Regions from separate parts of the Homo sapiens genome. Here all the other regions are linked to region 2. Evidence: read pairs that join two places in POLR2A ChIA-PET (ENCODE). Cell type or tissue: K562. All regions are shown on one strand. Links, peaks and the distances in the headings refer to the core of each region. The heading gives the core; the rest is flanking DNA.

Region 1 (8,000 bases), core at 1-8,000, 160 kb after region 2:
GAGCCATGATCACACACTGCACTCCAGACTGAGTGACAGGGTGAGACCCTGTCTCAAAAAAAAAAAAAAAAAGTCCACTTGTAATCACAGCTAGTCAAAGGGTTTATTTGGGGCAACTTGAATCCACACTCCGGGGTGGCCATCCTCAAGCTTTAGGCTTGAATAAACTCTATACTTAATCCTATTTTCTGAATCTTGTTATTTAACGCTGACACCCTTTCCAGCTGGCAGCCTTGTCTCCAAGCCCAACTTCCTCCATCTGTAAAATGGGGATGTTTCAGCCACCCTCCAGGGTCCCTTGTGCCAGTTCCAGGGAAGGACTTGCTCATGGGGGATGTTCACGGGGCGTGGCCCAGGTGAGCAGAGCAGCAGGGGTCAGCCGCCTGCTGCAGGCCAGATCTGACTGTGGTGCATGTTTGCTTTGGCCCACAGAGTGTTATTTCAGTTGGGAAGTAGCAGCCCACACAGAAGGCCTGGAGATTGCTGTCTAAAGCTCCAGACAGAAGTCCGGATATGTGGCTCCTGGGGGCAACAGCTGGGTGGGGCTGAGGAAGGACATCACCCCCCTCCCACAAGGCACACTCCCTTCCGGCTCCTCCAGATTCCCCAGGTGCTGGGACTTATCACCCGCCTGGCCCCCAAAGGCACTAAGGTTGGGATCAGGGTGGTTAAGCGCTCTGGCCCCTTCCTAGCTAGGCAAGGGGGGAAGGCCACTCAATGAGGGTCAAGGAAAGCCATTTGGGCCTGTGTGAACTGCAGAGACAGCAAAGTAGGCTGGGGCCGAGGAAGTTAGTTTCCTCTTTGTGGCAAGTGGGAGCCGTTGCGGGTTCTTCAAATAGAGAATGACTTAACTTCATCCAAGGAGGCCTGAGGGGAAGGTGGTGGGCTGAGCAGAGATAGATGACCAGACAGCAAAATGACACAAAAAGTTGGCAATGAAAAGAACAAGAGGTTAAGACTGAGACTGAGTGTTGGGGAGGAGGCTAATAGGTCTTAGGATTTTATTTTTTTGAAACACATTCTCGCTGTATCACCCAGGCCAGAGTGTAGTGGCGCCATCTTGGCTCCCTGCAACCTCTGCCTCTGGGTTCAAGCAATTCTGCCTCAACCTCCCGAGTAGCTGGGATTACAGGCATATGTCACCACACTCAGCTAATTTTTGTATTTTGAGTAGAGACAGGGTTTCACCATCTTGGCCAGGCTGGCCTCGAACTCCCGACCTCAGGTGATCTGCCTACCTTAGCCTCCCAAACTGCTGGGATTATAGGCGTGAGCCACTGTGCCCCACCAGGATTTAAAATTTTAAAATGGAAGGGATTTGGTAGTAGGGAGAGAGGGAGGGATCAGGAAAAGGCAGAACCTGGAAGAATCTGGCTGTTCTTTCACATCTTATAGGTCAAATCCAAAAAACAAATAGTTACTCAACAAACAGGTCCTGGGTGCTAGAGGGTCTGCCCTCTCCAGCCCTGAGGTTTGTCTGTGTTTTTCCCCTACTGTATCCCCAGCACCTACAACAGGGCCTAGCATGTAGTAGGTGCTCAGTAAACACTGCCAAGTGAATGAATGTTGCTAAGTGTGGATGCTGCAGAAGTAACAGGACAAATCAGGTGCTTGTTTTCCAGGGTTGACATCCAGATTGCAGGGGGTACAAATATTGCACAAATAATTATCACCAAGAATGCCTGGAAGACGGAGTAGGGGTGGTATGGGAGGAACCTGAAGAGGCTTGACCTGTCTGAAGGAGGGAGGGACGATGAACGAAAGAAGAGCTTCCTGGAGGAGGAGACCTGAAAAGCTGAGCCCCAGGTCCCTGGAGCCCCACACCCTTCACCTCCTCCAAGTCCCTGGGTCTCTGGGATTCAGAGTTTTTTTCTTTTTTTTTTGAGACAGATTCTCACTCTTTCGCCCAGGCTGGAGTGCAGTGCCACTATCTCGGCTCACTGCAACCTCCGCCTCCCAGGTTCATGCCATTCTCCTGCCTCAGCCTCCCGAGTAGCTGGGACTACAGGCGCCCGCCACCACGCTCTGCTAATTTTTTGTATTTTTAGTAGAGACGGGGTTTCACCGTGTTAGCCAGGATGGTCTCGATCTCCTGACCTCGTGATCTGCCCGCCTCGGCCTCCCAAAGTGCTGAGATTACAGGTGTGAGCCACTGCGCCAGGCTGACTCAGAGTTCTTTTTTTTTTTTTTGAGACGGAGTCTTGCTCTGTCACCCAGGCTGGAGTGCAGCAGCGCGATCTCGGCTCACTGCAACCTCCGCCTCCCGGGTTCACCCCATTCTCCTGCCTCAGCCTCCCGAGTAGCTGGGACTACAGGTGCCCGCCACGACGCCCGGCTAATTTTTTTAGTAGAGATGGGGTTTCACCATGTTAACCAGGATGGTCTCGATCTCCTGACCTCGTGATCCGCCCGCCTGGGACTCCCAAAGTGCTGGGATTACAGGCGTGAGCCACCGCGCCCGGCAACTCAGAGTTCTTTTTAAAAAAATTTTTTTTGAGGTGGAGTCTCACTCTGTTGCCCGGGCTGGAGTGCAGTGGCGCAATCTGGGCTCACTACAGCCTCCGCCTCCCCAGCTCAAGTGATTCTCCTGTCTCAGCCTCCCAAGTAGCTGGGATTACAGGCATGTACCACCATACCCAGCTAATTTTTGTAATTTTAGTAGAGATGGGGTTTCGCCATGTCAGCCAGGCTAGTCTCGGACTCCTGACCTCAAGTGATCCACCCGCCTCGGCCTCCCAAAGTGTTGGGATTATAGGCATAAGCCACTGCACCTGGCCAGATTCAGAGTTCTTGACTTAAGGAGCAGTCCTGTGGCTTCCAGGGGCCCAGATCTTCCTTCTAAGGGAGGCTCCCCTCCAATCCTCCATTTAGGATGGCATCTGAGCACTACTGGATTTGGAGGATTAAAACAAAAAAACCGACTTTAGGATGGGGCGGTGGCTCAAGCCTGTAATCCCAGAACTTTGGGAGACCAAGGTGGATGGATCACTTGAGGCCAGGAGTTCGAGACCAGCCTGGCCGACACAGTGAAACCCTGTCTCTACTAAATATACAAAAATTAGCTGCATGCCTGTAATTCCAGCTACTTTAGGGAGAGTCGCTTGAACTCAGGAGGTGGAGGTTGCAGTGAGCTGAGATTGCGCCACTGCACTCCAGCCTGGGTGACAGAGTGAGGACTCGGTCTCAAACAAACCCACCACTTTTAGCTTCTTGTGGGGCACACTCCTCGGGGGGTTCTTTTACCCCGAGATACTCCACCTCAGCTGCCACCTCCTCTCCCCTCCCTGGTTGACTGCTCTTCCGCCCTTTTGCCCTGTTACGTTCTCTGTCTGCATAGTGCTTCTCACCATCTCACACACTAGATATATCACATCCTCCTGGAAACTGACTGCCAGCGCCACGAGGGCAGGGATCTTCTGTCTGTTTTGCTCACAACCTGTACCCTCAGTATCTGCAAGAGAGATTGGTACCTAGTAGATGCTCAGTACTTGCTGAATAACGAATGAATGAGGTTCTAAAATCCCTGGGCGCAATGGCTCACGCCTGTAATTCCAACACTTTGGGAGGCCGAGGAGGGCGGATCACGAGGTCAGGAGTTTGAGACCAGCCTGGCCAACATGGTGAAACCCCGTCTCTACTAAAAATACAAAAATTAGCCGGGCGTGGTGGCGGGCCCCCGTAATCCCAGCTATTCAGGAGGCTGAGGCAGGAGAATCACTTGAACCTAGCAGGCGGAGGTTGTAGTGAGCTGAGATTGCAGCACTGCACTCCAGCCTGGGGGACAGAGTGAGACTCCATCTCAAAAAAAAAAAGGGCCAGCTGTGGTGGCTCACGCCTGTAAACCCAGCACTTTGGGAGGCCAAGGCAGGCAGATCACGAGGTCAGGAGATTGAGACCATCCTGGCTAACACGGTGAAACCACGTCTCTATTAAAAATATAAAAATTAGCTGGGCGTGGTGGCAGGCCCCTGTAGTCCCAGCTACTCGGGAGGCTGAGGCAGGAGAATGGCGTGAATCTGGGAGGCAGAGCTTGCAGTGAGCTGAGATCGCGCCACTGCACTCCAGCTGGGGGGACAGAGGGAGACTCCGTCTGAAAAAAAAAATCCCATTGCTGTAAGTTCCCCATTCTGAATTTCTAATTCCAAATGAATGAATAGGATAGTTCAGGCCCTGTGGGGTTAACATTCCTTTTTTTTTTTTCTGGGATAGGATCTCACTCCGTTGCTCAGGGTGGAGTGCAGGATCCCAGCTTGCCGCAGCCTCAACCTCTTGGGTTCAAGCAATCCTACCACCTCAGCCTTCTCAGTAGTTGGGACTACAGGCGGGCACCACCATACTTGACTAATTAAAAAAAATTTTTTTTTGTAGAGAAGGGGTCTCACTGTTTGTTGCCTAGGCTGTTCTCAAACTCCTGAACTAAAGCGATCCTCTTGCCTTGGCCTCCCAAAGTGCTTGGATTACAGGCGTGAGCCACCGCGTCCTGCCTACAGTCCATTTTTAAGGCATTTTCACCTCTTTCTCTCTCACCTCATAAGCAATCTATCAGGAAACCCTGTCACCTCCTTCTTTGACATTTATCTAGTTAGACCACCTCTGACGCCTCCCCAGTCCCTGCCCTGGTCTAATCCACTGCCACTTCCCACCTGGAGGACTGCAGTTGTCCTTGTGGTTTGTTCCTATGCACAGCTAGAAGGATCCTGCTAGAAAGTGCAGAACACGCCCTCCTCTGCACAGAGCCCTCAGGAAACAAGCCCAAGTCTTTTCTGTTTTTTTTTTTTTTTGAGACGGAGTCTTGCTCTGTCTCGGGCTCCTGCCTCAGCCTCCTGAGTAGCTGGGATTACAGGTGGTGGCTACCATGTCTCAAAAAAAAAACAAAAAAAACAAAAAGAGAAAGAAAAAACCCTCACAGGCTGGGTGCAGTGGCTCACCTGAGCTCAGGAGACCAGCCTGGGCAACACGGTGAGAGCCCGTCTCTACTAAAAATACAAAAATTAGCTGGGCATGGTGGCACCTGCCTGTAATCCCCACTACTTGGGAGGCTGAGGCACAAGAATTGCTTGAACCTGGGAGGCGGAGGTTGCAGTGAGCCAAGATCACACCACTGTACCAGCTTGGAAGACAGAGTGAGAGAGTGAGACACTATTGCCAGCTTGGGCAACAGAGTGAGACTCTTGTCTCAAAAAAAGAAAAAAAAGAAAAAAGAAAGAGCCCTCAGTGGGGCAGGGGTCTCGGGGGGAGGCGCCGGGATCAGGGTCGGGGCTGTGGGGACGGAGGATGGCGAGATTGGAAACACACTCAGAACTTGGAATGGGAAAGCAGGACCAGCGGTGGGGGTGACAGGGAGAAGCTGGGAGGGTTGGGACTTGGAGGCTGACAGGGCTGCGGAGGTAAAGGGGACAGGGGTGAGGGCCGCTGCCCAGACGCTCTGCATGTCAGGTGGAGGCAAGGGAGATACAGCCAGGAGGTTGGTCAGCCTGGAGTGAGCCCCCATCATCCAGCACACTGCTAGGCAGGGGCTGTGCCATGAACTTGGCCAGGACATGGCCAGCACCATAGCCAGGGGACTGTGGCCATGGGAACACCAGCCTCCCTCAGTGTCACTGGGCAAGCCAGACTGGTGACAGCTTCATGAAGTGTGAGCTGGGTCCCCAGACACACTTCCTCTCCCTGTGGACTGCACCTGCAGGCTTCCTGTGGTGGCAGAGTGGAGGCTGCCCAGGGTGTAGTGTGAGCCCATGGGAGAACAATGGGGACAGACACAGCTTGAGACCCCGAGATCCAGGGATGGGTAGACCAAGGCAGCGAGGAGGGTGCAGAGTGACCTATGGAACCCTGGAGGAGAGGTTGGGGGCTTGGACTCCTGGGTCTGAGAAAGGAGGGGGCTGGGGGCCTGGATTCCTGGGTCTGAGGGAGGAGGAGCTGGAGGCCTAGACTCCCAGGTTTGAGGGAGGAAGAGCAGGGGGCCTGGGCTCCTGGGTCTGAGGGAGCAGGGGACTGAGGCTGGACCCCTGGGTCTGAGGGAGGAGGGACTAAGGGCCTGGACTCCTGGGTCTGAGAGGGGAAGGATGGGGGCCTGGACTCCTGGGTCTGAGGGAGGAAGCACTGGTGGCCTGGACTCCTGGGTCTGAGAGAGCAGGGATGGGGGCCTGAACTCCCAGGTCTGAGGGATTAGGGATGGGGGCCTGGACTCCTGGGTCTGAGGGAAGAGGGCTGGGGCCTGGACTCCTGGGTCTGAGGGAGGAGAGGCTGGGGCCTGGGCTTCTGGGTCTGAGGGAGGCGGGGCCTGAAGCTGGACACCTGGGTCTAGGGGAGGAGGAGCTGGGCTCCTGGACTCCTGCCTGGCTGGCTCCCCAGGGCCTGGCTTCCCCCGCAGATCTATAAAGCACAGCGACCCAGCCTCCCATGGCAAGGCACGTCGGGACTAGAGAAGGCCCTTGAAGGCCAGAGGCTTTGAGTACTGGCCTCAGCTGCTGCCTCAGTCACCTTGTCAGTTAATTAATTGTATTAATCACAGTGCCCAACCCCCACAGCGGAAATCCAGGAGCTGGTTCAGGGAGTGAGCAGCGGCTGCAGCAGCCAGGATGTAGGGCTGTCTGTCTGTGCCTGGATTTCTGCACCTGCCCCCTGGCCTCCTCTAATCCGTGTGTTTTGTTTTGTTTTTTTGAGATAGGATCTTGCTTTGTTGCCCAGGGTGGAGTACTGTGGTGTGATCTCAGCTCACTGCAGCCTCAACCTTCCTGGCTCATGTGATCCTCCCACTTCAGCCTTCCAAGTAGCTGGGACTATAGGCACACACCACCACCTTTGGCTAATTTTTAAATTTTTTGCAGAGACAGGGTTTCGCCGTGTTGCCCAGGCTGGTCTCGAACTCCTGAGCTCAAGTGATACACCTGCCTGGACCTCCCAGAATGCTAGGATTATAGGCATGAGTCACCATGCCTGGCTTCTTGAAAGTCTTTTAATGGTATCCCTGCTGTCTCTTAGCGTCTCTTATCTGTGTCTTCCGGGGCCTCTTCTATCTCTCTCTGTGTCTAGTTCTTAGGGTCCCTGTCCCTCTGTGTCTCCAATTCCCAGGGTCTCTCTTGGGGTCTCTGTTACTCTTTTCTCTTTTGAGACAGGGTCTTGCTCTGTGGCCCAGGCTGGAGTGCAGTAGTGCAATCAGGGCTCACTGCAGCCTTGAACTCGGTTCAAACGATTCTCCTGCGTCAGCCTCCCAAAGTGCTGGAATTACTGGTATGAGCCAATGTGCCTGGCCTCTGTCACTCTTATCTGTGTCCCCCAGAGTCTCTGGTCTCTGCTCTGTGCCTCTTATATTCTCTGTCTCTTTGTAACAGCTTTATTGAGACATTATTCCCATACCATACAATCTACCCATTTAAAGTGTACAGTTCAGTGGCTTTTGTATATTCAGAGTTAGCCATCCATCACCCGAGCAATTATAGAACATTTTCATTAGCCTGAGAAGATACCCTGTCCCCGTTAGTCACTCTCTTCCTCTTTCCTCTGTATGTCTGACATCTCCGGTCTCTTTCTCCGTCTGGGTCTCCCTGTGTCTGGAACCTGGCTCTCTGCCTTGATTCCTGGGGTTCTCTTCTCACAAGCCTTCTGGTCTACGTCTCTGTTTCTGTCTCTGACTGTGGAGTCTCCCTGCCTCCTGGGTCTCCAGTGCCCTGTCTCCCCATATTTCTGACACACCTTCTCACAGCCTGGCCCATCTTGCTGGGTCCCCTCTTCTCCTCCCCTTCCTGCTCCATTTGTCAGCACTGCTGGGACATTAAAAATGTAACAGCGTCCCAGGCAGGGGCGGGGGAGCTGGCCCATGTGCCCAGCTCCCTGTCCCTTCTGTGTTCATCACTCCCTGTGGCCCCCACATGTCGCTGGCCTTGAGGCCCCCTGTACCCTGACCTCCGTGGGTCACGGCACCTCTGCTGTCCCACAGCTGGAGTCTTTGGGGCTCCCTGCCTGTCACCAAACCCCTTTCCTTTTCCTGTCCCTGCCTT
Region 2 (10,385 bases), core at 1,112-9,111:
TCTTTCTCTGTCACCCAGACTGGAGTGCAGTGGTGTGACCATGGCTCACTGCAGCCTCCACTTCCCAGGCTCAAGCAATCCTCCCCATTCAGCCTCCCATGGTGCTGGGACCCCAGGCGCATGCCACCACGCCTGGCTAATTTTTTTATTTTTATAGAGACGGGCATCTTGCCATGTCACCTGGGCTGGTCTTGAACTCCTGGCCTCAAGTGATCCTCCTGCCTTAGTCTCCCAAGGTGCTGGGATCACAGGCATGAGCCACCATGCCTGGCCCATTAGGCTTTAGAATAAGTCCGACCTGGCACCAAATCCAGGCTCTACCACTGGCCATCTACAAGATAAACCTCTCGGGTCTTACTGTCTTTATGTGTAAAATAGGTATGCAAAGTACCTGGTACATGGAAGCACTCAGTAAATGGCGGTAATTACAATAGTAAACTTGCTGTGTGCCCTGTGCAGGTAACTGCCCCTCTTTTAACCTCAGTTTCCTACTCTGAAGATGGGGATAAACATCCTGAATCCAAGCCAGGCATGCTGGCTCATGCCTGTAATCCCAGCACTTTGGGAGGCCGAGGCAGGTGGATTACCTGAGGGCAGGAGTTTGACATCAGCCTGGCCAATGTGGTGAAACCCTGTCTCTACTAAAAATACAAAAATTAGCTGGGCATGGTGGTGCACACCTGTAATCCCAGCTACTTGGGAGGCTAAGACAGGAGAATCGCTTGAACCCAGGAGGCGGAAGTTGCAGTGAGCTGAGATCACACCACTGCACTCCAGCCTGGGCAACAGAGCAAGACTCCGTCTCAAAAAAAAAAAAAAAAATCCTGAATCCAGATTTGGAGACAGGTCATTCCCTATGGTTAGGCATTTACCATTCTAAATCTTGGAAATCAAAACCAACTCTGGGGTCCGAGCACGGTGGCTCACACCTGTAATCCCAGCACTTTGGGAGGCTGAGGCAGACAGATCACTTGGGGTCAGAAGTTCAAGACCAGCCTGGCCAACATGGTGAAACCCCATCTCTACTAAAAGTACAAAATATTAGCCGGACATCATGGCGCGTGCCTGTAATCCCAGCTACTTGGGAGGCTGAGGCAGGAGAATCGCTTGAACCCAGGAGGTGGAGGTTGCTGTGAGCTGAGATTGCACCATTGCACTCCAGCCTGGGTGACAGAGCAAGATTCCATCAAAAAAAAAACCAAAAAACAAAAAAAAACTCTGAGCCAGAATAACTGCCTGGGAAGACTTAGAAATTAGGCCGGTGCGGTGGCTCACACATGTAATTCCAACACTTTGGGAGGCCAAAGTGGGAGGATTGCTTGAGGCCAGAAGTTCAAGACCAGCCTGGACAACATGGTGAGATGCCAACTCTTCAAAAAAATACAAAAATTAGCCAGGCACGGTGGCATGCACCTGTAGTCCCAGCAACTCAGGAGGCTGAGGTGGGAGGGTCTCTTGAGCCTGGGAGGTGGAGGCTGCAGTGAGCCGTGCTTGTGCCACTTTACTCCAGCCTCTGTGACAGAGAGAGACCCTGTCTCCAAAAAAAAAAAAAAAAAAGCCTTAGAAATTAGAAGTTGGGGAATACAGTTAAACATGGGATGATACATCTCAGTATATCATCCCATAGATAACTTACCAATTCATTACAAAGGGAAAGTTGTATCTTTATCATGGAGAGACCTGATAGTCACCACATTAGCTGGAGGATCCAACTCAGCATCACCAATATTGGGAATAACGACATCCCACGTCCCTTGATGTGAGACACTGAGAAGGCCACAGCATCACTGCTGGAGTGTTTCTGCCAAAAATGCATAATCTGACCTAATCTGGAAACAGCCAACAAACCCAGAATGTGGGATATTCTTTTTTTCTTTTTCTTTTTCTTTTTTTTAGAAGGAGTTTTGCTCTTGTCGCTCAGGCCGGAGAGCAATGGCACGATCTTGGCTCACCGCAGCCTCTGCCTCCCGGATTCAAGTGATTCTTCTGCCTCAGCCTCCCGAGTAGCTGGGATTACAGGCATGCACCACCACGCCGCACTAATTTTGTATTTTCAGTAGACATGGGGTTTCTCCATGTTGGTCAGGGTGGTCTCGAACTCCCGACCTCAGGTGATCCGCCTGCCTCGGCCTCCCAAAGTGCTAGGATTACAGGCATGAGCCACCACGACCAGCTTCAGAATGTGGGACATTCTACAAAACATCCGTCCTGTTCTGCACAAATGTTCAACTCACGAAACACAAAGACAGATTGAAGAACAGATCCAGATTAACAGACACCAAAGAGGCCAGGCACAGTGGCTCACACCTGCAATCCCAGCACTCTGGAAGGCCAAGGCATGCGGATCACTTGAGGTCAGGGGTTTGAGACCAGCCTGGCCAACATGGCAAAACCCCTTCTCTACTAAGAAATACAAAAATTAGCCAGGCGTGGTGGTGGACCTGTAATCCCAGCTACTCGGGAGGCTGAGGCAGGAGAATCGCTTGAACCCGGGAGGTGGAGGTTGCAGTGAGGCGAGATCACACCACTGCACTCCAGCCTGGGCAACAGACCAAGACTCCGTCTCAAAAAAATAAAACTTACCTGTACCTTATTAATACATTAATACCCTGCCAAAAGTAATCACCTTTGCTTTTTTTACTTCCAGTGTTATATATATTTGTTTGTTTTTTAATGGAGGCAGGGTATTGCTCTGTTGCTCAGGCTGGAGTGCAGTGGTGCGATCTTGGCTCACTGTAGCCTTGACCTCCTAGGCTCAAGCGATCCTCCCACCTCAGCCCTACCATGTAGCTAGGACTACAGCCATGTGCCACCACACCTGGCTAATTTTTGTATTTTTTGTAGAGATGGGGTTTTGCCGTCTTGCCCAGGCTCATCTAGAACTCCTGAGCTCGAGTGATCCGCTCGCCTCGACCTCCCAAAGTGCTAGAATTACAAGCCTGAGCCACCGCACCACGATCTGCCTTCTTTTTTTTTTTTCTTTTTTTTTGAGACAAGGTCTCACTCTGTTACCCAGACTGCTATGCAATGGTGCAATCTCAGCTCACAGCAGCCTGCACCTCCCTGGGCTCAGCTAATCCTCCCACCTCGGCCTCCTAAATAGCTGGGATTGTGCCACCACACTCGGCTAATTTGTGTACTTTTAGTACAGATGGGGTTTCACCATGTTGGCCAGGCTGGTCTCGAACTCCTGACATCAAGGGATCCGCCCGCCTCAGACTCCCAAAGTACTGGGATTACAGGCGCGAGTCACCGTGCCCAGCCAAATGTCCGACCCCTCCTTTTTTCTGAACCTTTTGGATTCCAGGCCAGGTGATAGTATAATTAATATCTGGTCCAACAATAACAACAACAGCCACCATCAAATAAACGTATAAATGCATGTGGATGGCTCCGGGGTGCAGGGGAAGCCCCAGTCCCACCCGCCCGGGGCCGCTCGCCGGGCCCACCTCGATGGCGGGCAGCGTCTTGCTGGCCTCGGTGCTGCTCTCCCCAAGGATGCTGCCGGCCGAGCGGCCCTCGCACTCGTAGCGGAAGCGCATGCCGCGCTGCTTGGGCTGCTCCGTGATGACCAGGTGCGGCTGCGGGCCCGGGCCCGGCGCTGGGGACACTAGTCGGCCCAGGGGGCAGCCCCAAGGCGGCGGCGTGGCTGGGGGCGCCACAGGGCCCAGGGTGACCGTGCTCAGGGACGCAGCCCCGCGAGACACCAGGCGTGGCAGCCCCTCGCCCGGGCCCGGCTGTCCCCCGTCCAGGCCGAAGCCGTTCTCCTTGATGTACTCGTCGATGATCTCTGCGGGAGAAGAAAAAACGGGTGGTGACGCCCATTCTTTAAAAAATTAAAAAAAAAAAAAAAGGCTTGATTACCCCCGAGACGTTTTCCATCCCATTTATCTCTCTCTCTCTCTCTCTCTCTCTCTCTCTCTCTCTCACACACACACACACACACACACACACACACACACACACACAGAGTCAGGGAGGCCAGGTGCGGTGGCTCACGCCTGTAATCCCAACACCTTGGGAGGCCAAGGTGGGTGAATCAATTGAGGTCAGGAGTTCGAGACCAGCCTGGCCAACATAGTGAAACCCCGTCTCTACAAAAATTAGCCCGAATGGTCTCCCACGTCTGTAATCCCAGCTACTCAGGAGGCTGAGGCAGGAGAACAGCTTGAACCCAGGAGGCGGACACTGCAGTAAGTCAAGATCGTGACACTGCACGCCAGCCTGGGCGACAGAGTGAGACTCCGTCTCTCAATAAATAATAGGCTGGGCGCGGTGGCTCATGCCTGTAATCCCAGCATTTCGGGAGGCCGAGGCGGGCGGATCATGAGGTCAGGAGATCGAGACCATCCTGGCTAACACAGTGAAACCCTGTCTCTACTAAAAATACAAAAAATTAGCCAGGCATGGTGGCACGTGCCTGTAGTCCCAGCAACTCAGGAGGCTGAGGCAGGAGAATCGCTTGAAACCGTCAGGCGGAGGTTGCAGTGAGCCGAGATTGCGTCACTGCACTCCATCCTGCGCAACAGAGCAAGACTCCATCTCAAAAAATAATAATAATAAATAAATAAATAGGCTGGGCATGGTGGCTCACGCCTGTAATCCCAGCACTTTGGGAGGCCGAGGCAGGCGGATCACCTGAGGTCAGGAGTTTGAGACCTGCCTGGCGAACATGGTGAAACCCCATCTCCACTAAAAATATAAAAATTGGGCATGGTGATGTGTGCCTGCAGTTCCAGCTACTCGGGAGGCAGAGGCAGGAGAATCACTTAAACCTGGGAGGTGGAGGTTGCAGTGAGCCAAGATCATGCCATTGCACTCCAGCCTGGGCAACAAGAGCGAAATTCCATCTCTAAATAAATAGATAAATAAATACAAAAATGAGCCAGGTATGTTGGTGCATGCCTGTACTCCCAGCTACTCGGGAGGCTGAGGCAGGAGAATTGCTTGAACCTGGGAGGTGGAGGTTGCAGTGAGCTGAGACAGCACCACTGCACTCCAGCCTGGGCGACAGAGCGAGACTCTGTCTCAAAAAATAACTTAAATAAATAAATAAGAAAGAACTTGCTCCTCCAACTGCCTGTTCCACACGGTCCCCCATTCAACCCATGCTGGCTGCTTCTCCTCCTGGTCTCAGCTCGTATGTTATCTCTTCAGAAAAGCCTAACCTAATGTGTCTTCTCCAGGCCATCTCTCCCTCGTCCTGTTTATTTCTTTCACAGCTCTCAGCCCAGGCTAACATTATCTTGCTCATCTGTTCATTTTCCTCTGTCTCCCACACCGGGCTATCAGCTCTGCGAGGGCAGGGACTTGGTTTTGTTCATGGCTAAATCCCCAGGGCCTAAAACAGTGTCTGTCTGTACTCACTAGGGGATTAATAACATTATTTTATTTTAATTGGTTTTCTTTTTGAGACACGGTCTTGCTCTGCCGCCCAGGCTGCAGTGCAGTGGTGCAATCATAGCTCACTGCAGCCTCGGCTTCCAAGGCAACCTCCCAGGCTCAGGTGATCCTCCCACTTCAGCCTCCTGAGCAGCTGGGACTACAGGTGCGCACCACCATGCCCGGCTAATTTTTAAAAATTTTGTGTAGAGATGGGGGTCTCACTATGTTACCCAGGCTAGTCCTGAACTCCTGGCCTCAAGCAGTCCTCCTGCCTCTGCCTCCCAAAGTGCCAGGATTACAGGTGTGAGTCACACAGCCCCCGGCGTGCTGAGTGTTTTCCAAGTGTCAAGCACTGCTAAGTACCTTAGGAGCATGACTTCGTTCAAATCCCTCCACAGTCCTGGAAGTCACACAGTGACACCTCTCCCCCACCCCCACTGAACAAGGAAGGCCAAGACCCCCTTCTGTAGGCACTTGGGTCCCTCAGCCTCCCCGCAAACCTGCCCTGTGATACTCACCCAATTCATCTGTGGAAGGAAGAGAAAGAGAAAGAGAAAGGTAAGGTCCAGAAAGTGGTCACAACTTTTCATCTTTTAAGACAGATTCCCCAACCCTGTCCCTCCTGTGACCCTTCCGTCTTCCTCCGTCCTGGGAAACCCTGGGCTCTGACTTGCTGGGGCACTAAACCCCAAACCTCATCTTCTCCTCTGGGCTACCATCCTTTCAACCTCTAATGTTGGGGTCCCAGCATCAGGGTATCCTCCAACTAAGCCAAATGCCTCCCGAAAAACATTTAGACCAGGGATTATGAAGTCTTTTTGGGAACCCATTAGAAAGGGGTCTTAGCACCAGGAAAAAGTGGATGCCCAAATTTCCAAACAAATTGGGGTGTGTTCCCTCCCTGAAGTCCACCCCAGGGTCCTGGAGGTCACTGGCTGGTGTTTAAAGATACAAAGAGGTGGCCAGGCCTGGTGGCTCACGCCTGTAATCCCAGCACTTTGGGAGGCTGAGGTGGGCAGATCACTTGAGGTCAGGAGTTCGAGACCAGCCTGGCCAACATGGCGAAACCCCGTCTCTACTAAAAATACAAAAATTAGCTGGGTATCGTGGTGGGCACCTGTAATCCCAGCTACTCGGGAGGCTGAGGCAGGAGAATCGCTTGAACTCAGGAGGCAGAGGTTGCAGTGAGCTGAGATTGCGTCACTGCACTCCAGCCTGGACAACAGAGCGAGACTGTCTCAAAAACAAACAACAACAACAACAAAAAGATGCAAAGAGGCTGATCTGAACCCAGGCAGCCTCTTGCTCTGTACCCCAGCCCTGTCCTCCCACAGTGACCACCCAAAATCCCAGATTCACCCCTGCTTCCTAAGTGAGGAGGTACAGTAATGCTGGGTCCTCAGGGAAGCCCCTTTTCACCTCCCCAGGAAAGCTCAGCCCTTCACAGAATCGTGGAGGAATCGAAACCGACCTCCCGTCATTCCATAGACAGGACAAGGGGAAGCCCAGAGGCCGCCAGTGAGCCTTAGAATCACACAGCAACGGAAGGCAGCTGCAGCCAGGTGTCCCACCCAGGGCTGCCTGCGCTGGTCTCTGGCTGGGGATTTATAGACGCGAACCTGTTCCGCTGCTAGATCTGTCCTCCTCTGTTCTCAGGGAGTGGCTCCTGGCAGCCAGACCTTTGCCCCTTGAAAGGTAGTTTTCCTGCACCCCTTATCTCATGGGATCTGTGAAGCCAGTAGGGTGCCAAGGTCCCCCCAATTTGGCAGATGGGGATACTGAGGCTGGCAGAGAGGAAGGGACACGCTCTAGGTCAGTGGCAGGGCCAACCTCAAGTCACTTGAACTGGGAAAATCCTTCTTAGGCATCTGTGCTGGATGAACCTGGGGACCCAAAGACAGAGTTAGACTTTGGACCCTCCAGAGGCTCCCGGGCTGTAGGGGGAGACTGAGTCCTGGGCGGCTGTGGCTGGAGCTCTGGGTTCACTGCCTCTGTTCAAATCCTGGCTCTGCAACTTGCTAGTTGTGGGGCCATAAGCCTATTACTTCACCTTTTTGTGCCTTGGCTTCTTCATCTGTAAAATGGGCACAATAATAATGCCTACCTTGTTGGGCTAAGATACTTTTATTTAATATTTTATTTTATTTTATTTTATTTATTTTTATTTTTTTGAGACGGAGTCTTGCTCTGTCACCCAGGCTAGGGTGCAGTGGCACAATCTTGGCTCACTGCAACCTCTGCCTCCTGGGTTCAAGTGATTCTCCTGTCTCAGCCTCCCGAGTAGCTGAGATTACAGGTGCACACCACCACACCCGGCTTTTTTTTTTTTTTTTTTTTTTTGTATTTTTAGCAGAGACGGGGTTTTACTATGTTAGTCAGGCTAGTCTCGATCTCCTGACCTCATGATCCGCGCACCTCGGCCTCCTAAAGTGCTGGGATTACAGGCGTGAGCCACCACGCCCAGCCTATTTTCTATTTTTTGAGATGGAGTCTTGCTCTGTCACCCAGGCTGGAGTACAGTGTGGTGCATTCTTGGCTCACTGCAACCTCTGCCTCCCGGGTTCTAGCGATTCTCCTGCCTCAGCCTCCTGAGTAGCTGGGATTACAGTCTCGTACCACCATGCCCGGCTAATTTTTGTACTTTTAGTAGAGACGGGGTTTCACCATGTTGGCCAGGCTGGTCTCGAACTCCTGGCCTCAAGTGACCCACCCACCCCAGCCTCCCAAAGTGCTGGGATTACAGGTGTGAGCCACCACGCCTGGCCATGGGCATGATTTTAGAGCATGGAGTGTAGAGTCACATAGAGTTGATTTGAATCTCAGCTGTTACTCACTGGCTGTGCAGCCTTGGGCAAGTCACTTACCGTCTCTGAGCTTCCTCTACAAAATGAGGTGTGAGCTCCTACCTCAGGAACTAACATGAGGATTCAGAATCACACAGGTAAACTACTTAGTGCAGGTTCTGACCACGCGACATCTTCCAGAAAGCTTAGTTAATATTATTATTATCTCAAGTCCTCTATTAGCCAGGAAATTATTCAAGTTTCTGCTCAAATAGCAGTGCCTCCCTTTACCCCCAACGTGGACTTGCCACCATTCAGGGGCAGCCAGGATGGGCCACGTGAGAGCAGATGTGAGAGCAGGAAATTGACTATGTATGTGCTGCCTCAGCCTTTGCACAGGCTGGTCTCTGCCTGAATGCTCTTCCCCCAGTTCTTTGCATGGCGTGACTTCCTCCTCCTCCATCTTCAGTTCCTTGGTCAAACGTCACATCCTAGACAGCTCTTCCCTGACCATTTTATCCAAGAGAGTCCCCTTATCCCCCACTCCAGTCCCTCAAAGTCAGGTGCCTTTGTTTTATCATTTTCTTTTTTTTTTTTTTTTTCAGATGGAGTTTTGCTGTTGTCACCCAGGCTGGAGTGCAATGATGCAATCTCAGCTCACCACAACCTCCGCCTCGCAGGTTCAAGTGATTCTCCTGCCTCAGCCTCCTGAGTAGCTGGGATTACAGGCCACCACACCCAGCTAATTTTCGTATTTTTAGTAGAGATGAGGTTTTGCCACGTTGGTCAGGCTGGTCTTGAACTCCTGACCTCAGGTGATCCACCCACCTCGGCCTCCCAAAGTGCTGGGATTACAGGCATGAGCCACCACACCCAGCCTGTTTTATCATTTTCATGGCGCTGATGAAGATGTCACATGACCTCACATTACACTGACTCATACCTGTCTCCTATAGACTGGGAGCATTGAAGAGTGGGAATAATGTCTGTTTCTCCTCATTTTATCCCCAGGGTCCAGCATATGTCTGGCCCTTCACAATGAAGGGGATTTTCTCGCTGGGCACAGTGGCTCATGCCTGTAATCCCAGCACTTTGAGAGGCCGAGGTGGCTGGATCAGTGGAGGTCAGGATTTTGAGACAAGCCTGGCCAACGTGGTGAAACCCCGTTTCTCTAAAAGTACAAAAATCAGCTGCGTGTGGTGGCACACGCCTGGAATCCCAGCTGTTTGAGAGGCTGAGGCAGGAGGATGGCTTGAACCCGGGAGTCGGAGGTTGCAGTAAGCCTAGATCACGCCACCGCACTCCAGTGTAGGCGACAGAATGAGACTCTGCCTCCAAAAACAAAAAGGGAATTTTCCTTCCCATTCTATCTCACTAGTTCTCGTATCCCCACCCTGTTATTAAATATCATTGACCCCAAGGTTTCTTCATAGCCCTTATCACATTTTATAATCCCATATTTAACTTATTGTTTACGTGTCTGCCTCCTCATCTAGGTAGGGAACCCCAGGGCCAGGCCTGTCCTCAGCACTGCTCGGCACAAGGCCAGGTACAGAACAGGCGCATAATAAATATTTATTGAATGGATGACATCAGAAATAACTCTCATTTGAAACCAAAGATCTAGGTCTTGGACCAGAAAAGTCTCAGCCTTGGCCGGGCACGGTGGCTCATGCCTGTAATCCTAGCACTTTGGGAGGCCAAGGCAGGCAGATCGCTTGAGGCCAGGAGTTCCAGACCGGCCTGGCCAACATGGCAAAACCCCGTCTCTACTAAAAATACAAAAATTAGGTGGACATGGTGGCACACGCCTATAATCTCAGCTACTCGGGAGGCTGAGGCAGGAGAATCACTTGAACCTGGGAGGCGGAGGTTGCAGTGAGCCGAGATTGTGACACTACACTCCAGGCTGGGTGACAGAGCGAGACTCTGTCTCAAAAAAAAGAAAAGTCTCAGCCTTGTTCCTGCGCAGGACCACCGCTTGGGCAGTGTCTGTCACTGATGCCATCCTCCCTAAACTCACAGACCTGTTGGGGAACCGGCCTCACTTCTTCAATGGCCAAGCCAGAACTTGGGTCCATCCCAAGATTATATCTCCAGAGAAAGGCCCAGACCCAGCTAACTGGAGCCACTGAGTATTCATAACAACAGGACTACCCCTGCCCTCCAAATCCTGGCAAATGTATATAAGAAAAAATGTCATAATTTGGTTGAGAT
Region 3 (10,385 bases), core at 994-8,993, 190 kb before region 2:
AGCAGCCCCAGGCAGCTCCGTACAGAGATAGAGAGACTGCGTTTGTTTGGAGAAAGTAAGGGAAGAGAAGAGTTTCTGCCTGGTAATTTAGGGAATTCTCCTGAATCTTAACCAAGACCACTGAGGCAGTACCTCTAAGATTCCTTTTTTTTTTTTTTTTGAGACAGGGTCTTACTCTGTCGCCCAGGCTGGAATGCAGTGCTGCAATCTCCACTCAGTGCAACCTCCACCTCCCATGCGCAAGTGATTCTCCCGCCTCAGCCTCCCAAGTAGCTGGGACTACAGGCGCCCACCCCTACGCCTGGCAAATTTTTGTATTTTTTGGTAGAGACAGGGTTTCACCATGTTGGCCAGGCTGGTCTCAAACTCCCGACCTCAGATGATCCGCCTGCCTAGGCTGCCCAATGTGCTGGGATTACAGGCGTGAGCCACTGCGCCTGGCCAGCACCTCTAAGATGCTGCAAGAATCACAGCATTACTGAGCCTGGGGTGCCCCCTAATGCAGATACAGCTGCAGTGACCAAAAGTTTAGTTCACAACACTCAATTTCCTGGCAAGCCTTCCCAAGAAGGATGGGTTCAAATAAGCTCAGACTACAAAGACTACAATAAACACTGAACTCATCAATGCCCAGCCATTGACGAACATCCACAAGCATTGACACCATCCAGGAAAACATGACCTCACCAAGTGAACTAAACAAGGCTCCAGTGACCAACCCCATTGTGACAGAGCTATGTGACCTTTCAGACGGAGAATTCAAAACAGCTGTTTTGAGGAAGCTCAATGAAATTCAAGATAACACAGAGAAGGGATTCAGAATCCTATCGGATAAATTAACCAAACAGATTGAAATAATTTTTAAAAATTAAGCAGAAAGGGGCTGGGCACGGTGTCTCACACCTGTAATCCCAGCATTTCGGGAGGCCGAGGCAGGTGGATCACGAGGTCATGAGATCAAGACCATCCTGGCTAACACGGTGAAACCCCATCTCTACTAAAAATACAAAAAAATTAGCCAGGCGTGGTGGTAGGCGCCTGTAGTCCCAGCTACTCGGAAGGCTGAGGCAGGAGGATGGCATGAACTCGGGAGGTGGAGCTTGCAGTGAGCGGAGATCGTGTCACTGCACCCCAGCCTGGGCGACACAGCGAGACTCCGTCTCAAAAAAAAAAAAAAAAATTAAGTAGAAAAAATTCAACTGACACACTGAAGAATGCATCAGTCTCTGAACAGTAGAATTGATCAACCTGAAGAATTGGTGAGCTCAAAGACAGGCTATTTGAAAATATGCAGTCAGGCCGGGCACAGTGGCTCATACCTGTAATCCCAGCACTTTGAAAGGCTGAAGTGGTTGGATCACCTGAGGTCAGGAGTTTGAGACTAGTTTGGCCAACATAGTGAAATCCTGTCTCTACTAAAAATAGAAAAATTAGCTGGGCATGGTGGTGCATGCCTGTAATCCCAGCTACTCAGGAGGCTGAGGCTCCAGAATTGATTGAACGCAGGAAGTGGAGGTTGTAGTGAGCCAAGATTGCAGCACCACTGCACTCCAGCCTGGTCGACAAAGTGAGACTCTGTCTCAAAAAGAGAAGAGAAGAGAGGAGAGGAGAGGAGGAGAAGAGAAGAGAAGAAAGAAGAGAAGAGAACAGAAGAGAAGAGAACAGAAGAGAACAGAAGAGAAGAGAAAAGAGATGAGACAGGACAAGACACAGCCAGAGGAGACAAAAGAAAAAATAAAAAAGAATAAAGGCCAGGCGCAGTGGCTCACACCTGTAATCCCAGCACTTTGGGAGGCCGAGGCAAGCGGATCACGAGGTCAGGAGTTTGAGACCATCCTGGCCAACATGGTGAAACCCCATCTCTACCAAAATACAAAAAATTAGCCAGGTGTAGTGGCAGGCACCTGTAATCCCAGCTACTCGGGAGGCTGAGGCAGGGGAATTGCTTGAACCCGGGAGGCGGAGGTTGCAGTGAGCCAAGATCGTGCCACTGTGCTCCAGCCTGGAGACAGAGCAAGACTCCATCTCAAAAAAAAAAAAAAAAAAAAAAAAAGAATAAGGCACACCTACAAGATCTAGAAAATAGCCACAAAAAGGAAAAATCTGAGTTTTATTGGCCGTAAAGAGAAAGTAGAGAGATTGGAATAGAAAGTTTATTAAGTGGGATAATAACAGAGAACTTTCCAAACCTAGAAAAAGATATCAATATTCAAATACGAGAAGGTTATAGAACACTAGGCAGATTTAACCCAAAGACTACCTTCAAGGCATTTAATAATCAAACTCCCAAAGATCAGGGATAAAGAAAGGGTCCTAAAAGCAGCAAGAGAAAAGTAACAAATAACTTACAATGGAGGCCGTGTGCAGTGGTTCACGTCTGTAATCCCCAGCATTTAGGGAGGCTGAGGCGGGTGAATCACTTGAGGCCAGGAGTTACAGACCAGTCTGGGCAACATGGTGAAATCCCGTCTCGACTAAAAATACAAAAAAAATTAGCCAGGCATGAGGCCAGGCGCAGTGGCTCACACCTGTAATCCCAGCTACTCGGGAGGCTGAGGCACGAGAATCGCTTGAACCTGGGAGGTGCAGGTTGCAGTGAGCCGAGATTTCGTCACTGTACTCCAGCCTGGGTGACTGAGTGAGACTCTGTCTCAAAAACAAAAACAAAAACAAACATACAATGGAGCTCCAATACGTCTGGCAGCAGACTTCAGTGGAAACCTCACAGGCTAGGATAGAGTGGCACGACATATTGAAAGTGATGAAGTTGGCTGGGTGCGGCGGCTCACGCCTGTAATCCCAGCACTTTGGGAGGCTGAGACAGGTGGATCACCTGAGGTCAGGAGTTCAAGACCAGCCTGGCCAACATGGCGAAACCTTGTCTCTACTAAAAATACAAAAAAGTTAGCTGAGCGTGGTGGCGGGTGCCTGTAATCCCAGCTACTTGGGAGGCTGAGGCAGGAGAATTGCTTGAACCTGGGAGGCGGAGGTTGCAGTGAGCCGAGCTCGCACCACTGCACTCCAGAGCCTGGGCAACAAAGCAAGACTCTGAAAACAAAACAAAACAAACAAACAAAAAAACCCCTTCCCCATATGGTTCTAAGTTAGAGTTGGCCAAAGGAGAAAATTGCATGAAAACTGGAAGAAAGAAGTTTAGCACAGTATTTTTCTTGGACGGTTGCTCTATTTAGATGGGGGAAAAGACAGATGTAGATGCATTAGGGGGTTCCCATTTGCTCTCGCTCTGCCCTGCAGGGTGAGACAGATGCAAGTGTTCGGGACCTTGTTTCCCCCACACTCCTGTTTATCTCTTCTCAATTTTCTGCCCTGCTAACCACCAGTGACCTCGGGCTCAACATCAGATGCAGAGGCAACAGCCTTCCATGACTCTGATAGTTGGATATGCCTGACTTCCCAGATTTTCCTGCAAACTCTGACTTGTTCCCCTGTCTAGTGCTTCAGGAGGGCTGGCTAGAGATTTTTCATGGACTCCCTAACTCTCCTTTCTAGATCTTTTTTTTTTTTTTTTTTTTTTTTTGAGACGGAGTCTCGCTCAGCCACCCAGGCTGGAGTGCAGTGGTGCAATCTTGGGTCACTGCAACCACCATCTCCCAGGTTCAAGCAATTCTCCTGTTTCAGCCTCCTGAGTAGCTGGGATTACAGGCACCCACCATCATGCCTGGCTAATTTTTGTATTTTAGTGGAGACGGGGTTTCACCATGTTGGCCAGGCTGGTCTTGAACTCCTGACCTCAGGTGATCCACCCGCCTCGGCCTCCCAACGTGCTAGGATCACAGGGGGAGCCACCACACCCAGCCTCTAAATCTTCTTTTTTATTCTTTTTCTTCTTCTTCTTTTTTTTTGGTGGTTGTTGTTGAGACAGAGTCTCACTCCATTGCCCAGGCTGGAGTGCAGTGGCACAATCTCAGCTTACTGCAAACTCCACCTCCCGGGTTCAAGTGATTCTCATGCCTCAGCCTCCTGGGTAGCTGGAATTACAGGCACCTGCCACCACACCCAGCTAATTTTTGTTTACTTTGTAGAGACAGGGTTTCGCCATGTTGCCCAGGCTGGTCTTGAACTCCTGAGCTCTAGCAAATCTTCCCACCTTGGTCTCCCAAAGTGCTAGGATTACAGGTGTGAGCCACCGCACCTGGACTTCTTTTTCTTTTTTTGAGATAAGGTCTCACTGTGTCACCCAGGCTGGAGTGCAGTGGCACGATCATAGCTCACTGCAGCCATAAGGGAGTAAAGGAAAGAACACCCCTCAGCCCCCTCCACTCCCAGCATCCCACCCACCTGCTGAGGTCCCACTTGGGTCCCTGTGCCCAGGAAACCCCGTGGGCCCCTGTGGGACCATACCCCCTGCAAGAAGCCATGGCTTCTGAGCACTTCCCCACTCAAACTCTTCTGAGTCACTGATCTCTCTCAGACACTTTCCTAAAATTGATTTTTTTTTTTTTTGAGACAGTCTTGCTCTGTTGCCCAGGCTGGAGTGCAGTGGCCCCATCTCGGCTCACTGCAAGCTCTGCCTCCCAGGTTCACGCCATTCTCCTGCCTCAGCCTCCCACGTAGCTGGGACTACAGGCACCCGCCACCATGCCTGGCTAATTTTTTGTATTTTTAGTATTTTTAGTAGAGACAGGGTTTCACCGTGTTAGCCAGGATGGTCTTGATCTCCTGACCTTATGATCCACCCGCCTCGGCCTCCCAAAGTGCTAGGATTACAGGCGTGAGCCACCGCTCCCGGCTAAGAGTTTTTTCCTTTTCAATTCTCTCACTTACCCAAAGACCCCTGCCTCCTGCTCATCAAATTCACTCCCATCTCCCTAAATTCCCTCAGGAATATTCCCCTAGCACCTCCTCCTTGGCAGGCTCAGTGCTGTGGGACACTGAGGACCACCCAGAGGGGTCAGACCTACCCTGACCTCAGACCTCCTAGCTCAGCCTCACCTGGACCATGGACACCATGTTGCATTATATTTGAGACAGAGTCTCGCTATGTCACCCAGGCTAGACTGCACTGGTGCGATCTCAGCTCACTGCAACCTCCATCTCCTGGGCTCAAGCAATTCTCGAGCTTCAGCCACCCAAGTAGCTGGGATCATAGGCATGTGCCACCATGCCTGGGCAACAGAATGAGATCCTGTCTCAAAAAAAAATAAAAAATTAAAAAATAAAGTAGCACCTAACAGAATTTAAAATGTACTCACCCTTTGACCCAACAACTCCACATCTGGAAATGTGTTTCTTTCCAAGATACCCATACATGTGGGAAATGAATATATTCAAAGATATTCTTTGCCACACCATATGTAGTCACAAACAATAGGGAACACCCTGAATGATCATCAATAGGGGAATGACTAGCAGATGGCTTGGTCACCGTATAAGTAAACAGAATGGCTCAGCTGTTTTTCATTCTGATTAGAATGCTCTCCAAGACATATGACTACTTGAAAAAGGCAGGCTGGGCACGGTGGCTCACGCCCGTAATCCCACCACTTTGGGAGGCCAAGGCGGGTGGATCACCTGAAGTTGGGAGGTCGAGACCAGCCTGGCCAACATGGTGAAACCTTGTCTCTACTAAAAACACAAAAATTAGCCAAGCGTGGTGGTGCACACCTATAGTCCCAGCTACTCGGGAGGCTGAGGCAGGAGAATCACTTGAAGCCAGGAGGCGGAGATTGCAGTGCACTGAGGTCATGCCATTGCACTCCAGCCTGGCCAACAAGAGAGAAACTCTGAGGAAGGAAGGAAGGAGGGAGGAAGGGAGAGAGGGAGGGAGGGAGGGAGGGAGGGAAGGAGGGAGGGAGGAGAACAGTAGGCTTCCATGTAAATTAAATATACATTTGTGGCTGGGCCCTGTGGCTCATGCCTATAATCCCAACACTTTGGGAGGCCAAAGTGGGCGGATCACTTGAGTGCAGGAGTTCAAGACCAGCCTGGGCAACATTCCAAAACCCCGTCTCTGGTAAAATTACAAAAAGTAACTGGGCATGGTGGTGTGAACCTGTAGTCCCAGCTACTCGGGTGGCTGAGGTGGGAGGACTGCCTGAGCCCAGGAGGTCTAGGCTACAGTTAGCCATGACCATGCCACCGCACCTTAGGAAGGTGGCAGAGTGAGACCCTGCCTCAAAAAGAATAAAAAATTGGCCAGGCGCGGTGGCTCACACCTGTAATCCCAGCACTTTGGGAGGCAGAGGTGGGTGGATCACACGAGGTCAGGAGTTCAAGCCCAGCCTGACCAACATGCAGAAACCCCATCTCTACTACGTGCTGGCGCATGCCTGTAATCCCATCTACCGGGAGGCTGGGGCAGGAGACTCGCTTGAACTGGGAGGCGGAGATTGCAGTGAGCTGAGATCATGTCATTGCACTCCAGCCTGGGCAACAAGAGCGAAACTCCATCTCAAAAAAAAAAAAAAAAGTATAACACACATACCAGAGTTCACAAATTTTTAGTGTGAACACAAATCTTTAATTTCCACCCCTATGAAGAAATACAATATTGACAGTGGCTCAGATGCAACCCTTCATGCAGTCATTACCCCTTGCCTCCTCCCCAATTAACTGCTGTCCTGACCTTCAACACCCCTAGCATGGTTTTGCCTGGTTCTGACTGGAGATAAGTGGAATCATACGGTATGTGCTCTGGCTTTGTTGGTGGAACATTATGCTTGTGAGATACATTCATGTTGTGTACAGCAGAAGGTCATTCGTGTTCATTGCTATAATGTCTGTTGTATGAATGTAGCATGCTTTACTTACCCAGTCACCAATGGATTGACATTTAGATTGTGTCTAGTTTGAAGGTACAAACAATTTATCTAAGCACACTGTCTTTTGGAACACATATGTGCTCATAATAAACAAGAGGGAAATAAATGGAACGATCGCGGGTGTATTAGTCTGTTTTTATACTGCTATAAATAAATACCTGAGAAATTGGCTGGGCGCGGTGGCTCATGCCTGTAATCCCAGCACTTTGGGAGGCTGAGGCAGGTGGATCACCTGAGGTTAGGAGTTCGAGACCAGCCTGACCAATATGGTGAAACCCCATCTCTACTAAAAATACAAAAATTAGGCAGACATGGTGGCACAGGCCTAAAATCCCAGCTACTTGGGAGGCTGAGGCAGGAGAATTGCTTGAACCTGGGAGGCAGAGGTTGCAGTGAGCTGAGATCGTGCCACTGCACTCTAGCCTGGGCGACAAAGTGAGACTCCATCTCATTAAAAAAAAAAAAAAAAAAAAAAAAAGGCCAGGCGCGGTGGCTCACACCTGTAATCCCAGCACTTTGGGAGGCCAAGGAGGGCGGATCGTGAGGTCAGGAGATCGAGACCATCCTGGCTAACACGGTGAAACCCCTTCTCTACTAAAAATACAAAAAAATTAGCTGGGCGTGGTGGTGGGTGCCTGTAGTCCCGGCTACTCAGGAGGCTGAGGCAGGAGAATGGCATGAACCTGGGAGGAGGAGCTTGCAGTGAGCCGAGATCACACCACTGCACTCCAGCCTGGGCGACAGGGCAAGACTCCATCTCAAAAACAAAAACAACAACAACAAAAAAAAAACAGAAAAAATGGAATAGAAACTTCAGTGACTACACAGCAAAAGGAATACACATTTTGCAAAAACAGTTTTAAAAAGTCAAACAGATGGCTCTAGCCCTTGACAAGCAAAACCCAGCAATCTCCAAGGAAAGGGTGAATCCAATTTCAATAATTAACATATTATAATACTCCAAAAGTCCAATTTTCAACAAAAATACTACAAAACATACAAAGAAACGGGCAAGTATGGCTTATTTATAGTAAAAAAAAGTTCTTTTGACAGAGACCATCTCTGAGGAAGCACAGACATTGGAATTACTAGTCACAGACATCATCGACTGTCTTAAATATGCTTTATGAGCTAAAGGAAACCATAGACAAAGAATAAATGGAAATCAGGAAAATGATATACAACCAATATACAAACAACATGAGAAAATCAATAAAGAGATAGCAATTATGAGGAGGCAGGGGAAGATGGCTGAATAGAAGCCTCCAGTAATCATCTCCTTCAGAAGAACAACCAGCTGAACAACTATCCACACAAAAAAGCACTTCATAAGAACCAAAATCAGGTGAGCGAACACAGTACCTGGTTTTAACTTCATATCACTGAAAGAGCCACTGAACGGGGTAGCAAAAATAGTCTCTTTTTTTTTTTTTTTTTTTTTTTTTTTTGAGACGGAGTTTTGCTCTTGTTGCCCAGGCTGGAGTGCAATGGAGTGATCTCGGCTCACAGCAACCTCCGCCTCCTGGGTTCAAGTATTCTCCTGCCTCAGCCTCCTGAGTAGCTGGGATTACACGCGTGTGCCACAACACCCGGCTAATTTTGTATGTTTAGTAGACACGGGGTTTCACCGTGTTGGTCAGGCTGGTCTCGAACTCCTGACCTCAGGTGATCTGCCTGCCTCAGCCTCCCAGAGTGCTGGGATTACAGGCGTGAGCCACCACGCCTGGCTTGAAATGTCTTCCTCACACTGGAGGAGATAAGCGGGAAGAATAAAGAGGTCTTTGTTTTGCACCTTGGATATCAGCTCAGCCACCGTAGGATAGCGCACCAAGCAGGGTCCTGAGGGCCCCATTCCAGGCTCTAGCTTCAAGGCGATTTCTAGAAACATCTGGGCCAGAAAAGAAACTGCTGCCTTGAAGGAAATAGCCCAGTCCAGGCAGGATTCATTACCTGCTGACTAAAGGACCCTTGAATAATCAGCAGCAGTACCCAGGCAGTACTCCGTGTGGGCCTTGAGTGAGACTCAGAGACACACTGACTTCAGATATGACCCAGCATATTCCCTGACGTGGTGACTACGGGGAGAGGCTCCTACTGCTCAAGGAAGCGGGAGGGAAGAGTAAAGGGGCCTTTGTCTGGCAGCTTAGTTACCAGCTCGGCCACAGTGGAGTAGAGCACCAAGTTGGCTCTTGGGGGTCCCTGATTCCAGGCCTTGGCTCTTGGATGTCATTTCTGGACCTACCTTTGGCCAGAGGGGAGCCCACTGCCCTGAAGGGAGAGACCCAGGCCTGGCAGCCTTCACACAAGCTGACTGAAGAGACCTTGGTCCTTAAATGAACACCGGCAGTAGCCAAGCAGTAGCTGCCATGGTCCTGGGGCAGTGGTGGCCACAGGGAGAGGCTCCCCTGCTTGCAGAAAAAAGAGTGGGGAAGATTTTGTCTTGTGGCTTGTGTGCCAGCTCAGCCACAGTAGAACAGAGTACCAGGTAGAGTCCCTAAGGTTTCCAACTCCAGGCCCTGGCTCCCAGATGGCATCTCTGGGCGCACCTGTGATGGGGGGCTCACACCACACTGAAAGGATGAACACAAGCCTGGCTGGATTTGCCGTCTGCTCCTCACAGAGCCCTAGGGCCTTCAGTGGACATAGGTGGTACCCAGGCAGTGCTGACCACGGGCCTTGGGGGAGACCCCGTGTTGGGCTGGCTACACGTCTGACCCAGCACAGTCCCAGCACTGGTGGCCACAGCAGTGCTTGTATCACCCTTCCCCCAGCTCCAGGCAGCTCAGCACAGAGAGACTCCATTTGTTTGGGAGAAAAGGAAGAAGACAAGAATCTCTGCCTGATAATCCAGAGAATTCTTCCAGATCTTATCCAAGACCACCAAGGCAGTGTCTCTACAAGTCTCCAAGGGCCACGGCATTCCTGGGCTTGGGGTGCCCCCTGATGCAGATACAGCTGCAGTGACTAAAGACTTAGATCGCAACACAAAAGTCTTTTCAATACCTGGAAAGCCTTCCAAAGAAGGATGAGTACAGACAAGCCCAGACTGTGAAGACTATAATAAATACCTAACTCTTCAGTGCCCAGAAATGTATGAACATCCTCAGGTAACAAAACCATCCAGGAAAACATGACCTCACCACAGAAACTAAATAAAGCCGGCCGGGCACAGTGGCTCATGCCTGTAATACCAGCACTTTGGGAGGCCGAGGCGGGCAGATCACCTGAGGTTGGGAGTTCAAGACCAGCCTGACCAACATGGAGAAACCCTATCTCACTAAAAATACAAAATTAGCTGGGCGTGGTGGTGCATGCCTGTAATCCCAGCTACTCGGGAGGCTGAGGCATGAGAATCGCTTCAACCAGGGAGGCGGAGGTTGTGGTGAGCCGAGATCGTGCCATTGCACTCCAGCCTGGGCAACAAGAGCAAAACTCTGTCTCAAAAAAAATAAAAAAATAAAATAAAAAATAAACTAGGCTGGGTGTGGTGGCTCACGCCTGTAATCCCAGCACTTTGGGAGGCCGAGGCGGGCGGATCGTGAGGTCAGGAGATCGAGACCATCCTGACTAACATGGTGAAACCCCGTCTCTACTAAAAAAACA

The links. ChIA-PET counts read pairs that join two places held together with the same protein. Peaks named below come from ENCODE experiments on the same cell type or tissue, not always from the same donor. Only the 100,000 strongest peaks of a DNase experiment are listed, where the experiment ranks them.
Region 1: POLR2A ChIA-PET joins it to region 2 with 5 read pairs; 5 of 35 experiments call an interaction of 5 or more read pairs at or near these places.
Region 3: POLR2A ChIA-PET joins it to region 2 with 5 read pairs; 4 of 35 experiments call an interaction of 5 or more read pairs at or near these places.

The regions. Positions count from the first base shown.
Region 1 is chr19:44,849,308-44,857,307 of GRCh38, reverse strand. The region is part of intron 1 of NECTIN2 (nectin cell adhesion molecule 2); the gene reads right to left. Among named protein-coding and RNA genes, the nearest start is that of NECTIN2, 7.0 kb to the right of the region's middle. RefSeq lists an enhancer at 5,938-6,849. In K562, for the core only: no CTCF peak of the experiment used is centred there; DNase peaks (open chromatin) are centred at 507, 6,987 and 7,288; H3K4me3 peaks cover 722 bases.
Region 2 is chr19:45,005,341-45,015,725 of GRCh38, reverse strand. RELB (RELB proto-oncogene, NF-kB subunit) reads right to left here. Exons shown (of 12, transcript NM_006509.4): 3 at 5,904-5,912; 4 at 3,450-3,790. Among named protein-coding and RNA genes, the nearest start is that of RELB, 9.1 kb to the right of the region's middle. RefSeq lists an enhancer at 3,592-4,093 and a silencer at 8,456-8,605. In K562, for the core only: no CTCF peak of the experiment used is centred there; a DNase peak (open chromatin) is centred at 5,235.
Region 3 is chr19:45,190,978-45,201,362 of GRCh38, reverse strand. It overlaps a transcript of BLOC1S3 not described here. Among named protein-coding and RNA genes, the nearest start is that of BLOC1S3, 17 kb to the right of the region's middle. In K562, for the core only: no CTCF peak of the experiment used is centred there; DNase peaks (open chromatin) are centred at 5,382 and 8,852; H3K27me3 peaks cover 482 bases.